Linked DNA regions of Homo sapiens: region 2 is linked to region 1. Evidence: chromatin contacts called from ENCODE Hi-C data. All regions are on one chromosome and are shown on one strand. Each heading gives the region's core, a stretch centred on a gene start or an enhancer-like site at or near the end of the contact. The rest is flanking DNA. Distances are from core to core; before and after follow the strand shown. Region 1 has its middle 49 kb from the start of MIR548I2. Region 2 holds the start of SLC2A9 (solute carrier family 2 member 9).

What was found. Hi-C counts contacts between places; a loop is a spot of excess contacts on that map. Pooled maps may share reads with other maps.
Region 2: a loop to region 1 is called in a pooled map, with 17 times the contacts of the local background. The contact joins the promoter of SLC2A9 here to the enhancer-like site in region 1. A Hi-C loop is called at or near these places in 6 of 37 single-sample maps with no recorded cell type and 11 of 50 pooled maps.

The regions. Positions count from the first base shown.
Region 1 is chr4:9,602,268-9,607,797 of GRCh38, forward strand. No RefSeq gene overlaps it. Among named protein-coding and RNA genes, the nearest start is that of MIR548I2, 49 kb to the left of the region's middle. RefSeq lists an enhancer at 1-409. Within about 2 kb of position 1,849, at least 9 of the 41 ENCODE cell types and tissues checked have a DNase peak (open chromatin) inside an H3K27ac peak, as active enhancers do.
Region 2 is chr4:10,019,445-10,024,257 of GRCh38, forward strand. SLC2A9 (solute carrier family 2 member 9) reads right to left here and starts at 2,053. Exons shown (of 12, transcript NM_020041.3): 1 at 1,836-2,053. The coding sequence starts at 1,985. RefSeq lists an enhancer at 1,535-2,034.

The sequences.
Region 1 (5,530 bases), core at 599-3,098:
CAATGTGTGCTGCAGAATTTTCCTTTCAGTTTCTCAGAGGATTATAAAGACCGCCTTAAAAAAGGCAAGCTCCAGACACTCTGCAAAATAAAATGGCCAAAGTGTAAAGTCAAGTGGCCCCCTGAAGGGTCATTGAACCTCACAAGCTGTGTGGCAGGTTGTTACTAAAAATCCTAGCTACCCTGATCAGTTTCCCTACATTGATCAATAGCTAAGTTTGGTCAGGAGCCCCCTCCATGGCTCCGCTCATGCGCCATTCATAATTCTACCTCCAAGTTCCGCCTGAGCCAGACCGCGTTTTTGCCTCGATCCTCAGCCGGTTCGGCTTCCCCCGTACTGCCTCCCTCTGAAGAAGAGGAGAGTCTCCCTCACCCAGTCCCACTGCCTTACAACCATCCTGCTCCCTTAATGTTATCCCATGTCTCCTCGGGGACGTCCCCTGTAGGCTCGCCACCCATTGCCTCTCAATCGCGACCGCGGCAGGAAGAAGTAGCCCCTCTACTACCACTGAGAGAGTCACAAGTCCCTCCAGGTGACGAGCGCTCAGCCCCCTTCTTAGTTTATGACCCTTTTTCTTCTTCTGTCTTATATAATTAGAAAACCCATAATCCTCCCTTCTCTGAAAAGCCCCAGGCTTTGACCTCTCTGATAGAGTCCGTACTCCGGACTCACCCGCCCACGTAAGATGATTGTCAACAGCTCCTTTTAACCCTTTTCACCTCTGAAAAGAAAGAACGTATCCGAAAAGAAGCCAAAAAGTACTTCCTCACATCAGCCAATAGACTGGAAGAAGAAGCTAGAGACCTCCTTGAGGAGGTCTTTCCGTCTACCCGGCCCAACTGGTACCCAAATTCCTCAAGTAGAAAGAGAGCTTCAGACGATTTTCACCGGTATCTCCTCGCGAGTATTAAAAGAGCCGCTCAGAAACCCATAAACTTGTCTAAGATGACCGAAGTTGTCCAAAGGCCCGATAAGTCACCAAGAACGTTTTTAGAGCGCCTCCAGGAGGCTTATCGGATTTACACCCCTTTTGATCCGGCAGCTCTAGAAAATAGCCGTGCTCTTAATTTAGCATTTGTGGCTCAGGCAGCCCCGGATATTAAAAAGAAACTCCAAAAACTAGAAAGATTTGCTAGAATAAATATCTGTCAGCTTTTAGAAATAGCCCAAAAAGCTTTTGACAATCACAAGGTTAAAAAAACAAAAACAAGCAACACAGGCAGCTGAAAAGGCCGCTGATAAAGCATTCAAAAGACAAACAAAAATCTTAGTGGCGGCTATCCAAGAAGTACAGAATGAAATAGCCCGTTAATTTAGCATTAACTGAAGCCCCTGCTTTAGCCCTCCCTAATATCTCCATAAAAGCCAAGGAGTTGCTAAAGACGTGTTTACTCAGACTCTAAGACCCTAAAGACGCCCAGTGGCCTATTTATCTAAGAGGCTAGATCCTGTGGCCTCTAGATGGCCAAGTTGTCTGCGAGCCATAGCGGCTACAGCAAGCCTAGTCCAAGAAGATGGTAAGTTAACTGTAAGCCAAAATTTAACCCTTACAGCTCTTCAAGCCATAAAGACCTTACTACGAAGTGCTTCTGGCAAATAGATGTCAAATGCTCGCATCTTACAGTATCAAAGTTTACTGTTAGATCAGCCTCGTTTGACTTTCTCTCCCACAAAGTGTTTCAATCCAGCTACACTACTTCCCGACTCAGACTGCACTATTCCTGCTCATGACTGTCAAGAACTGTTAGAAACTATCGAAACTGGCCAATCTGATCTTCAAGCTGTGCCCCTAGAAAAGGCAGATGCCGCCGTGTTCACAGAAGTAGCAGCTTCCTCAAGCAGGAAGTAGGAAAAGCCAGTGCAGTTGTTACCATGGAGACAGATGTGTTGTAAGCTCAAGCTTTACCAGCGAACACCTCAGCACAAAAGGCTGAATTGATCGCCCTCACTCAGGCTCTCCGATAAAGAGTAAACGTATTAACATTTACACTGACAGCAAGTACGCCTTTGCTACTGTGCATGTACATAAAGCCATCTACCAGGAAAGCAGGCTACTCACCTCAGCAGCTAGCTGTGATCCACTGCAAAGGACATCAAAAAGAAAACACGGCCGTAGCCCATAGTAACCAGAAAGCTGATTCAGCAGCTCAGGTCGCAGCAAGACTTTCAGTCACGCCTCTAAACTTGCTGCCCACAGTCTCCTTTCCACAGCCAGATCTGCCTGACAATCCCGTATACTCAACAACAACAAAAAAACTGGCTTCAGATCTCAGAGCCAATACAAATCAGGAAAGTTAGTAGATTCTTCCTGACTCTAGAATCTTCACACCCTGAACTCTTAAAGAAACTTTAATCAGCCACCTACAGTCTACCACCCACTTAAAAAGAGCAAAGCTACCTCAGCTCCTCCGGAGCCATTTTAAGATCCCCCGTCTTCAAAGCCTAACAGATTAAGCAGCTCTCAAGTGCACAACCTGCGCCCACGTAAAAGCCAAACAAAGTCCTAAACCCAGCCCAGGCCACTGTCTCTGAAAAAACTCGTCAAGAAAAAAGTAAGAAATTGACTTTACAGAAGTCAAACCATACCAGGTTAAGGACAAATACCTTCTAGTACTAGTAGACACCTTCTCCAGATCGACTAAGGCATTTGCTACCGAAAACGAAACCACCAACACAGTAGTTAAGTTTTTACTCAATGAAATCATCCCTCAATATAGGCTGCCTGCTGCCATAAAGTCTGATAATAGAGCAGCCTTCACCTCACCTATAGCTCAGTCAGTCAGTAAGGCGTTAAACATTCAATAGAAACTCCATTGTGCCTATCAACCTCAGAGCTCCAGGCAAGTAGAACGCATGAACCACACATTAAAAACACTCTTACAATATTGATCTTAAAAACCAGTGTAAATTAAGTAAGTCTCCTTCCTTTAGCCCTACTTAAAGTAAAGTGCACCCCTTATCAGGCTAAGTTCTCACCCTTTGAAATCATGTATAAGAAGGCGCTGCCTATCTTGTCTAAGCTAAGAGATGCCAAATTAGCAGAAATATCACAAATTAATTTATTACAGTACCTATAGTCTCTCCAACAGGTACAAGAGATCATCCTGCCACTTGTTTGAGGAGCCCATCCCAATCCAATTCCTGACCTGACAAAGTCCTACCATTCGTTCCAGCCAGGAGACCTAGTGTTTGTTTAAAAGTTCCAAAAAGAAAGACTCACTCCTGCTTAGAAAAGACTTCATGACTCCAACTGCTCTGAAAGTAGACGGCATTCCTGCTTAATCACTCCCACATCAAAAAGGCCAACAGAGCCCAGCTAAAAACATAAGTCCCCAGGCCTAAGTCAGGCCCCTTAAAACTGTGCCTAAGTCAGGTGAAGCCATTAGATTCATTCTTTTTATCTACCTCACTTATTTGTTTTTGCCAGTTAGGTCCTCTGTGCCTTCCTACTCCTTTCTCCTCACCTCTTTCATGACAGGATGTGTATTTGCAAACACCACTTAGAAGGCCAGTACCTCCAAGGAAGTCTCCTTTGCAGCTGATTTATGTGTACTGTTCCCAAAGCCAGCCCATACCCACGAAAAGCAACACAATCTGCCAGTCCCAGGAGCAGGAAGTGTCGGCCTTGCAGCAAGATTCAGACACTCCAAGAGCCAAACTAAATGTAGAAGTTCCAAAAGTGTAGAAAAAAGTCTCCAAAATATTGACTTTTACCTCTGTCCTAGAAATCACCCTGACGCTAGCTGTCAAGATGCTCATCAGTTTTTCTGCCCTGGTTAGACATGTGTAACTTTAGCCAGCTACTCTAAAAGATCAACCAGATCTTCAACTGTTTCCATAAGTCCTGCTGCTCATCCTAAATTATGTACTAGAAAAAATTGTAATCCTCTTACTGTAACTGTCCATGACCTTAATTCAACTCAATAGTATCATGGTATGTCACGAAATTAAGATTTTATATCCCAGGATTTAATGTTAAGTCTATGTTCACTGTCCAAAAAACCCTAGTCTCATAAAGTCCACCCAAGCCAATCAGGCCTTTAACTGAACTAAGTAATCCTATGTTCCAGAAATACCCTGAAAAAGTTGATTTAACTGTTCCTCCACCATTCTTAGTCATAAAACATACACTCCAAAATGTGCAAGAAAATCTAGACAAGCGCCAACAAGAACAAGAAAATAACATCTAGTATCAAAGCATGTTCAACTGGAACCCATAGCTAACTACTCTAATTACTAAGTTAGCCGGACCCCCTCCCCATCCTACTATTAAGTCTAATTTTTGGGCCTTGTATATTAAATTAGTGTCTTAATTTTGTAAAACAACGCATAGCTTCTGTCAAACTTATGTATCTGAAGACTCAATATAACCCCTTGTTATAAATGAAGAATCAATGATTTGATTCCCCAAAAAAACAAGTGAGGAATGTAATGCCCAACCTTGTTTTTATTAACCCTGTCCTTAGACTCTCCCTTTCTTTTAATGACCTAGCCTTGTTTCCACCTGAATTGACTCTCCCTTAGCTAAGAGAGCCAGACAGACTCCATCTTGGCTCTTTCACTGGTAGCCCGTTCCTCAAGGACTTAACTTGTGCAAGCTGACTCCCAGCACATCGAAGAATGCAATTAACTGATAAGATACTGTGGCGAGCAATATCCGCAGTTCCCAGGAATTCATCCGATTGATAACGCCCAAAGCCCCACGTCTATCACCTTGTAAGAGTCTTAAAGCCTCTAGACCTAGAACTGTTTACTTTACTGTAACAATACATCCTTTTAACTTTTTTGCCTACTTCTGTAAAATTGTTTTAACTAGACCCCCCTCACCTTTCTAAACCGAAGTATAAAAGAAAATCTAGCCCCTTCGAGGCCGAGAGAACTTTAAACGTTAGCCATTTCTTAGGCGCCGGCTAAATAAACAGACTCTTAATTCGTCTCAAAGTGTAGCGTTTTCTCTAACTCGCTTAAGTACAACACATCCAGCAGGCACGTAATCCACTCTAAAATGCTGTCCTGGGGAAGTGAAGATGATGTTGCCGTAAATATCCTTAAACGGCATGTGGATGAGTTCCCCAGAGGCATACATGTTGAGCTAAATACTTTGTTGATGAAGGGTACAAGTTGAAGGGGTTTTGAAAGGCAGAGTGAGGTTCCTCAGAAGGCTGTTGCTACAGAAAGCCAGGAGGAGAAATTACATGGCCAGATAGAGTGGCATGACCATTGGATAAGAGTTTTTTGTTTGTTTTTGAGATGGAGTTTTGCTCTTGTTGCCCAGCTGGAGTGCAATGGCATGATCTCAGCTCACCGCAACCTACGCCTCCCAGGTTCAAGCGATTCTCCTGCCTCAGCCTCCCTAGTAGCTGGGATTACAGGCATGTGCCACCACGCCCGGCTAATTTTGAATTTTTCCTAGGGACGGGGTTTCTCCATCTTGGTCAAGCTGGTCTTGAACTCCCGACCTCAGGTGATCTGCCCGCCTTGGCCTCCCAAAGTGCTGGGATTACAGGCATGAGCCACAGTGCCTTGGATG
Region 2 (4,813 bases), core at 803-3,302, 420 kb after region 1:
GCCAGGCGTGATTCTAAGCACTTTTCTGCGCATTGTCTCTGAGTCCTTAGATCAGTGCTGTTATGTCCTGTATTACAGGTGAGGAAAGAGGGGCAGGGAGCGTGGCTGGTGCTGTCTAGGATGGGGACTGAAGTCCAGGTGGCCTGGCTGCAGTGCCCCTCTAGTCACCACTGCACTGTCCCCTGCTGACCCGTCACCTGAGTGCCGTTGTCCAAGGGCCTGAGACTGCCGACAGCCAGACAGATGTGCACACACGCTTACATGCACATACTGTTCCAGTCTGAGGCGTCAAACTACAGGGGCTGGTCCAAGCCTCAGGACAAGGACCTGCAGACGTAGAGATGCAAGGTTTGGCACAGAGAACAGGGCGCCTGCCTTGGTGTTGTCCTGCCCTGCAGCCCCATCTAAGGACAGCCACCACCAGTACAGGGCCATAGGGCAGAAACACCTGGATCCCTGGCAAAGGCTGACAAGCTGGCATGAGCCAGGGCAGGAGGGATGGCTGTCCTCAGCTGGTCAGGGAATACAGGCCAAGTGGACAGGGGCCAGGTGCTCCGGAAGGCACCTTCTTTGCCATCATTTGACATATTTGTGAGTGTGTGTGTGTGTGTGTGTGTGTGTGTGTGTGTTGTAGGCGCCAGGCCCTGACAAAGCTGTGGGGGTGCAACAGTGAAGAAGACATATGGATCCATGGTTCAGGGACCCATATCAGTCAAATCCCGTCTGGAAGGGAATGCGGGTCTCTTGATGGCCACTTACCTGCTCTGCCAGTCTCGTTTGTCTCCTCTAGTGCCACCAGCCACGAGATAGAGCTTTGGGGCTTTGAGCCAAGTGATATCAGCTTTACCTCCAGGGCCAGTCCCCTCAGCTGTAGGAGTCTGAGCAAGTGACTTGACTTTTCTGGGGCTCAGCTTGCCCACCTGTGAAATGGGATCTTAATAGCAGCACTGGCCACATATGTTGTTGAGGAGCCTGCTGCAGAGGAGGTGCTCCGTAGAGGCTGCTGATCACATGCGGGGGCAAGAGGGAACATTTATAAGCCTTGGGGATGGGTGCTGCCAATTGAAATGTAGTACCAGAATATTTTTCTGCAGTGAGAGGAGCTTGAGCTGAATGGGGATCCCTGATGGAACAGAATCACATTTCAGATGAAACGCCTGTTCTCTATCACTCTTTCTCTTTAAACCTATCCTCTGAGTCTCGGCACAGATACCACTTCTTCTGAGCCCCTGGGCTGTGCTGGGCATCGTTTCTGTGCTCTGTGCCTTCTTTGCTCCCAGCCCCGATGACCTTAGAGGACACAAACTCCTCCCTGGTCTGCACCCCATCAGATTGGGAGCACCTGGTGTGAAGTGCCCCTGCCAGAGGCTGGTGAAGGGCAGGTGGGGGCCATCTTCTCCTGCCTCAGCTGTGCTCCCCGGAGCCCCCTGCCTGTGTGGCCCGCCTGTGCCCTCCACCCGCTCCCCACTCACTGCACGGGCAGAGGGTGCCCACTGACCGACGGTGCTGCTGCCCGTGCCATGCCCTGGGGAGGGTGAGAAGAGGGACACCACCATGCAAGTGCGGGGCAGGGCAGCCTGCCACCATAGCCTCATTCCATGTACACACCCAGTCTACCAGAGACGCTGTTGGCCCAGTCAGCTGGGGCTTGGAGAGAGCATGCCAAAGTCACACAGATGGAGAAGTGCAACTCAAACTGAGGCCTCCCTGCCTCAAAGCCCCAGATCCCCCAGCTACACGCTGCCAGGCTGGGGCTGAGCACTGTCACACGGCTGCCACCCAGGCCTGCCTTCCCCACAGCCCGCCAGCCATGCAGAAAAGCTGTCCGTAGTTACCTTTCTTCTCCTTCCACCTGGCACCCCACTCCTCAGGTGGTCACACTCCAGCAGTGCCCTCCCTGGCCCTGGAGGCCCGGCGTGGCTGGTGTCATCTGTGAGGGGAACTAGGCCCAGTTCCTTGGAATTCCTATTTTGTTTCCTTGCCATGGGTCTCAGTGACCCAGCTGATGGCTCAGTCCAGGGACCCCAGACTCTGCCAAGGCATTTCCGTGAGTGAGGAGGCAGAGTCCACTGGAAGGAGGGCGGGAGTTCCTGACAGGAAGTGTGGCAATTTGATCATGCCTGAACAGGCAACGGGGCAACATTTTTTTCTCTGCTCCTAAGTTATTACAGCAATGAAACAGTCCAAAAAGGGAAATCTGTCCTCTCCAGGATTGCCACCCAGGGGGTGGAATTTTTTTTTTTTTTCTTAGCATCTTTTTATTTTTCTCTGGTAACAAAGCCTGGAGCAGGGTGACTGCCATTAACCTAGGATACCTCCCTAATGCTTGGAACAGAATGGAGAGGTGGCTGACTTTGACTCAGAAGCCTGCATACAGCTCTGCCCCTGACTCTTCCACTTTTTTTTTTTTTTTTTGACCGAATCTTGCTCTGTTGCCCGGGCTGGAGTGCACTGATGCAATCTCTGCTCACTGCAACCTCCGCACCTGGGTTCAAGCAATTCTCCTGCCTCAGCCTCCCAAGTAGCTGGAACTATAGGCGTGTGCCACCACGCCTGGCTGATTTTTGTATTTTTAGTAGAGACTGTGTTTCACCATGTTGGCCAGGCTGGTCTTGACCTCCTTACCTCAGGTGATCTGCCCACCTCAGCCTCCCAAAGTGCTGGAATTAGAGGCGTAAGCCACCATGTCTGGCCAACTCCTCCACTTTTTAACTGTGTGTCCTCAGGCAAGTCACTTTATTCTCTGAGCTGCAACTTCTACCACTGCAAAATGGAATATTGACCCCACTCTGACTGTCCTGCAGACTTATTCTGAAGCTCAAATAGAAAACAGCCAGCCCCAAGTGGCGTGCTGTAAATGAGTGTGGGCTCTCCTGTAGCCTAGAACAAAGGCGAGGGCTGTGGGTTTGGAAGAAAAAGAATTTGCCTCTTAGTCGTTACTCTGTCCTGCTCATTCAGCACTGGCTGAGGGGACATGTCCTGTATTCCAGCCCCAGGCTGGCTCAAGGACAGTACTGAGAAGGCAAGGGCCTCATGCACACCAGGAGGTTGTGGGAATCAGTTCATCACATGGCCATGTTGCCTCAGACGCCAGAGAAGCACCTTCAATTTTGGCTAGAACAGTTTGCTCCCAGAAGCAGAGAGCAGTGCAGAGTCTGGGCCAGAGCCAGGGACAGGCTTGGTGAATGCAGAACGTCCAGGAGGCAAGGTAGGGCTCAGTCCACAAAAGAGAGATCGAAAAGTTAGCAAAGTACGTTTAGTAAAAAGCACACAATAAAATAAAAGGTGTGGAGTACGGCAGACATTCCAGGAACCTGGAATGTGAAACGCACGTGGAAACGTCCGGCCCTGACATGCACGGTGGTGGGAATGTGGCTGCTCAAAGCAAGTGGGGAATCAAGACTTCCAAAGAGGAAAACCACCCTCAGGAGTTAGGTTGGGGATGTATTGAGCACGCCAGTCATTCAGTGCAATCGTCCTTCTGTGTGTTAATCAGTCAGGCATGCCCCGGGAGAAGTGGCTGTTTCTTGAACTGGATTTCAGCTATGCAGCCTGGTTTCCTCATTGAGTGGTGGGCCTAGAGCAGCATTCTGATGTGCAAATCCTTAATTATAACATGACCTAAAAAGGCGGAGGATTCCCCAGGACAGTGTGGAGGAGGCACCACATCAATCTCAGCTGGATCTTGGAGACCCCGCTGGAAGAGGCGGCTTCTGAGCGGACAGAGAAGGATACGGGGTGAGAGGACAAGGAGCCAAGGCCTGCAGGCACAGATGCCTGCAGTGTGTGGGAGGAAGTGAAATTGTCAGTGAAGCATGGTTGGGGCCTGAAGTACAGGAGATGGGCAGAGGAGGGGCAGGGACAGCTGCATCCCTGTGCATGGAGGGCCCCTCTGCCCCTATGCTGTCCTGATAGGGACTGCATTTTCATCATCTCATTTACCCCTCCTCATCCCATTGCTGTGACTCCCCTCTCTATACCCTCCCTGTTTCCTCATCTGTAACAGTGGGGACCTCACCAGATTTTGCTAAAGCTCAAATTGGATCAGGTGTCCCCTCATCCCGTTAAAAATTGCTTCGTAGTCCTCTGTTGGGTTTGAAAACTCAAAAGGAACCAGAAATTAGGCAGTGGACATGAATGTGCAGCTACAGCTGGACAGAAAGTAAAAGAGCGGAGATGGGTCCCTCCCGGATCCAGATGGTAGCTAACCAGGGTTCCTGGTAGCCACAGCACTTGCCTCACCTTCAGCTCCTACTACATGTGCACAGCTCATGTTACATGTGCACAGGGCTTTCCCAAGTGTGTTCACCTTCATGATATCGTTTAGTCCTCAGAGGAACTATCAGACCTACATTTCGGGGCAACTGAAGTTCAGGGGGAGCATGGAGGAGCCTGCCTCCAAAGCGAGGGCTGGTTCCCCATTCCACAGGGCCATCGGCCCTGCACTGCAGGCAACTGCTAAGGAAGCGACTCCTATCACAGATGAAGTCATAAGACAAACATCCCCAGATGTTCTGGGCTGGGGCACGTTCTGCCTGCTCTGACACTCACTGGTTCCTTCATTCAGTCATTACTTGCCTGTCTTTATGAAGCTCCTACTCATTCAGGTTCTCCTGACCTTGCTCAGGCCCTCACTTCTGACTGCCCTGAACTGTGCTCACCCTTCAGCACTTAACTCTCTCGCCACCTCCTCCCAGCAGCCTCCCCAACCTCTCGCTGCCTCTGTGCTCCATGTGTGCCTTCCCCTCTGCACGTGTGCTGCTGCTCACGTGTGCCTTCCCCTCTGCACGGGAGCTCACTGTGGGCAGGGATG